2 separate regions of the Homo sapiens genome follow, and region 2 is linked to region 1. Evidence: chromatin loops called from intact Hi-C (ENCODE). Cell type or tissue: OCI-LY7. All regions are shown on one strand.

Region 1 (2,500 bases):
TACTTGAACCCAGGAGGCAGTGGTTGTAGTGAGCCGAGATTGTGCCACTGCACTCCAGCCTGGGTGACAGAGTGAGACTCCATCTCAAAAAAAAAAAAGAAAAGAAAAGAAAAAAAATTAGCTTCTACATGCTTTAGAGCATTTGTAAAAGGGCAATGATACCATAGATTTTGCCAGAACAAAAAACAATATTCTCTAATAAAATATTAACCATTAACATATTAGCATGATTTACTCTTTACAAAGGACTTTCACATGCACATAGATTATTTTACTGGAATCCTATTATGTACATGATAATGGTGGATATAACACACAGAAATCATTAAGATTATTAAGATCATTGCACAGAGCTGGGATTTCCATTCAAGTGTCTATTCATTCAACAAACATCTCTTGAGCATCTACTATAGTGCCATGAGCAAAATTAATGTGTCTACACTTATTCCAGAGGTTTCAAGGTAAATTAAATTCAGTCTCAACTGGAAGAGTTACTGAAGTTTTACAAGAAAGCCATTTCAGCTGTTCTCATCTATTAAGTCAACAGGTGCAAAAAATGCATCAACTCTTTAATTGTGTGACCAAGAAGAAAGAACAATGCCAATTAATCTTATTGTTTTCTGTCTCAGTATTCATGGGCTATATTAAAGTATTTCTATGAATGTGTTCATCATAATGAATCATTATTGCTGCTCAGTTAAATTATTTACAAATCTGTTATTATAGGCCATGCTGCAATAAGCAGCCTTGTACATTTTTGTTATTTTGTATTTCTTTTGGGCACTTTCAAAAGGAGAAATTTATGGATCAAAGGGAATGTTCATTTTATGTCTTTTGACTTTATACAGTTGTGCAAAATTGGCCTCCATGATCAGAGTGTTTTCTTGATCAACACCCTTGCTAAAGAAGGATATTATAATTTTTCTACGGCTTTGCCAATATGAAAGGTGAAAAACACCACTCGGTGTTACATTTATAACAGGTTGTTAAAATGCGATTGTTTCTGCCTCAGTTTTGCTTGGGACCACAAGGTAATCTCCACATTTCACAGTGAGGTGCTGGGCCTTTTAGGCAGTTTATGCAGCAGGTGGTAGGAACTGGCTTTGCTATTTTTAGCTGCCCATTCTCTGCCAGCCTGTAAAAAACACTAGAAAAGCCAAGAAAGGAAGTGGAGACTGGAGATTATAATAAAGATTTCGTTAACACAGTTGTTGGTGTACTGTGAGTTTCATGCCTTCCCCTCTTCAATGGCAAGGGTTGGGGGGTGCTCCATCAAGCCCAGTGAAAGACATTTCTAGATCATTCAGAGAGTTTAATATAATTCTTCTGCAGTTTAAGGGACAGTGGGCTTTGGGGTTTGACACTGGCTTGAGAAAATGATATGTTTGGAGGCTGGTAGAAGCTGCCTGTGGCATCAAAAGTAGAGAGCTGCAGTTGCGAAGTAGCCACATTTCCATTGATGGTGGGGCAAAGGCATGCATGTCCTGTTGACTAGGTGTGGACTCCATGACTAGGTGTGGACTCCTGTGTAGAGTGCCAAGGTAGGGTTTCTTACATCAACAGAACTGCATCAAAGACAGGGAGAAAGAAGTTGGAGTAGGTGTGATGATGGATGTCCTGGGCCTGAGGGAAGAATTGTGTGCAACCAGCCAACAACTCAGCAGAGATGAATTTGCCTGCATCAAGGGAACAGCAGATGAGAGATCCACAGCAGGTGTGTGTGTGTGTCCGAGTGTGTGTGTGTTTGTGCATGTGAAACATTTGATATCTTGAAGTCCTGACCCCTTGTACTTCAGAATGTCAAAGAGAGGTCCTGGAAAAGATCCTTCCTCACAGCCCTTAGAAGTGACAAGCCACCCTGCAGACACCTTGATTTCAGACTTCCAGCCTCCAGAACAGTGAGGCAATAAGATTCTGTTGTTTAAGCCACCCAGTGTATGGTACTTTGTTTGTTTAGAGACAGGATATCACTATTAAAGCACCCTCTTTCTCTCATGAGTGCTTTATGAATTCTTCTTTAAGAAGGAAAGTACTGCTGAGTGCTGTATTCGTTTCCTAGAGCTGCCATGACAAAGTATCACAGGCTGGACACAGTGGCTCACACCTGTAAGCCAGCACTTTGGGAGGCTGAGGTGGGAGAATTGCTTGAGTCCAGGACTTTAAGAACAGCCTGGGCAACAGAGTGACACCCTGTCTCTAACAAACAAACAAACAAACACATACACAAACACACAAACGAACACAAAACAAAGTACCACACACTGGGCGGCTTAAACAACAGAATCTTATTGCCTCACTGTTCTGGAGGCTGGAAGTCTGAAATCAAGGTGTCTGTGGGGTTGCTTGCTGCTTCTAAGGGCTGTGAGGAAGGATCTTTTCCAGGCCTCTCTTTAGCGTGGAGATGACCGTCTTCTTCCTACATCTCTTCACATCATCTTTCTTCTGTATATGTCTGTCTGTGTGAATGCAAATTTCAGCGAATTGGATTAGAGCCCATCCT
Region 2 (2,500 bases), 680 kb after region 1:
GATCTCATTTCTTCAAAGGACTTTTTGGACAATCTCAATCCCATCTCTGGATTAGTTACAAGTCTGGTTTTTGCATAAAGGTGAATTTACATAACAATGAACAATGATGGCTGCCCCCAGAAAAGGAAACTACAAATGGGCAGTCTGGGAAAGGCTGAGTGTGAAAGAATTGGGGGACATTCCATCTGCTATGCCTCTTTCACCAATACCCTTAGAGATGCTACAGTTTAACTGTCACCTTACTTCTACAAAGGAGACTCTGAACTGACTGCCTTGTTTCTGTAGGCATTGTAAAAACAAAAATGCCCTACTTGTAAGAAAATTCCACCTGCCTAGGTAGAATTGTTAGTCCCTTCTCCGTGCTTTCCAAATACATCATTCATCCCGCTAGCACAATTCCACCAAATTATATTAAGTCTCTCCCTGTGAATAGCTCAAAATGCTCTGCTGGAGCATTCCGTAAATGAATGCTCATTATGTGCCAGAAACTCTTCTAGCCATCTTACTATGTATTTCAAGTTGTGATGTTTTAGGGAAGTAAAAATGAGCATAAGTTCTCCTGCAGCAGCCTATTTACTAAGCTGTGGAGGTGGCCCTTCTGATCCTCCTCCTCCCAGATAGAGGAAATTCCCTGCTCCTAATAAGCCAATGGGACAAACTAACACCCCATACAGCCAGCCCCACACAGGTGCTTGGAATATCATTAAGCACAAAGGAGGTGCAATCTCTGCCCTCACAGAACTTACGCCCTAGAGGGGGAAATCAGACTGTATACATAATAAGGAAGTAAAGTACTTAGTGTGTTAGAAGGTGTCGAATGATATAGACAAAACAAAGAAGTGTAAAAGGGCTAAAAAGTACTAGGCAGTGAGGAGGCAGCAATTTCAAGGTGGTCAGAATGGGCTTTCCTTAGAACATGACATTTGAGCAAAAACCTGAAGTTAGGAGTGAGCCCTGCAGATATTAGGGAAAGAGAAAACAACCAGTGTAAAAGTCTTTAGATGAAAATGTCTTTGAGGTATTTGAAGAACCGGGAGGAGGCCAATAAAATAGAACAGAATGAGTGAGGGAGGGGGCAGTTGTCAGGAGGGCAGATGAGTGGCAGAGGCCACAGGTGGTGAGGCCTGCAGAGCAGAAGGCTTTGGCTTTGACTGGGTGGATGAGGAACCACTGAAGCATGCTGCCCGGCACCGAAGAGGCGTGTGATAAAAATACTTTAAAAGAATGTGAAGTTTTGTTTTCAAAATCTCCAGTTGGCAGAAGCTACTTCCTCTCTCTGAAGATTTGTTATTTCTATGCCATCAGCAGGCCCTGGGCATCATGACAGTGCAGGGGCCACAGGTGGCAGGACTTGGCACACCTGTACCAGTCAACTCAGACCTTAAAGTGCTTCTGTGGCCAAAAATGCAGACAAATTGTATGTCCAAATTTTTAAGTCTGTCCTATAGGCAATTTTGATCAGTAGATGGTACAGCCAGGGCTGTAGGAGGAGAAATGAGGGCCAGTACAAATCCAGATCTAACTGCCCCTCATCAAGGTGACAGCAAGGATGAGAATGGGAAGTTTGTGACCAGACGGCTGAATTGCTGCTCTAAAGAACAGTTGTAAAAACCAAATATAAAGTCTAATACAGGAGTTCTTTAAGTGAGATAGGCTAAACGTGGCCCATCATCTCTCTGAAGCTATAAGCAAAAGTATGGTATGTGTGTGTATGAATGTGCAAGAATAATTTTTCAGGGAGAAAGGTTCATGGTTTTTATTGATGTCTCAAGAAACTTTTAGCATTGTTTATGAAACTGGGTTTTTTTCTAATTTTAATTCGATTTACTTGTGTTCAGTAGCTATTTATTGAAGAAATAAATACAGCAGTCTTTGTATTTGCAGTCTCCCTGGATAGATAAGATGTAACCATGGGGAAAAATAAATTACAAATCTACAATCAAGTTTTGGACCAATCTAGAAATGATTATTCCTCAGAAATCTATCTTTATTTACAATGAAGGAAGGTTCAATAAGAGGTACAAGGAGGTAAAAGATGTATACCTTACTTTTAGTAATATATGATTGATAAGAAGAATGATTGGTAAGAAAATGATTGCATACCTGCAACTTTTTAAAAAAGGACAATATACACTTTGGGAGGCCAAGGCGGGCAGATCAAGAGGTCAGAAGATCCAGACCTTCCTGGCTAACCCGTGAAACCCCGTCTCTACTAAAAATACAAAAAGAAATTAGCCAGGCATGGTGGCGGGAGCCTGTAGTCCTAGCTACTCGGGAGGGTGAGGCAGGAGAATGGTGTGAACCCGGGAGGCGGAGCTTGCAGTGAGCCGAGATCATGCCACTGCACTCCAGCCTGGGCAATAGAGCAAGACTCTGTCTCAAAAAAAAACCAAAAAAAAACAAAAAAAAAAACAATATAAATGAATCCAAAATCAAGTAATAAGGTGTGTTTTATGTCATGAGATGCAACTGAAATTCAGAAAGAAAGAAAAAAGATTAA

What was found. Peaks named below come from ENCODE experiments on the same cell type or tissue, not always from the same donor. Only the 100,000 strongest peaks of a DNase experiment are listed, where the experiment ranks them.
Region 2: it touches region 1 in a loop (8-fold over the local background); 1 of 110 quality-filtered maps calls a loop at or near these places.

What each region holds. Positions count from the first base shown.
Region 1 is chr11:59,817,670-59,820,169 of GRCh38, forward strand. No RefSeq gene overlaps it. Among named protein-coding and RNA genes, the nearest start is that of MRPL16, 8.1 kb to the left of the region's middle. In OCI-LY7, no CTCF peak of the experiment used is centred here; DNase peaks (open chromatin) are centred at 1,112 and 1,700; H3K4me3 peaks cover 2,285 bases; H3K27ac peaks cover 2,500 bases.
Region 2 is chr11:60,497,861-60,500,360 of GRCh38, forward strand. The region is part of intron 2 of MS4A12 (membrane spanning 4-domains A12); the gene reads left to right. Among named protein-coding and RNA genes, the nearest start is that of MS4A12, 6.3 kb to the left of the region's middle. RefSeq lists enhancers at 1,101-1,370, 1,381-1,510. In OCI-LY7, no CTCF peak of the experiment used is centred here; DNase peaks (open chromatin) are centred at 761 and 1,171; H3K4me3 peaks cover 2,132 bases; H3K27ac peaks cover 2,500 bases.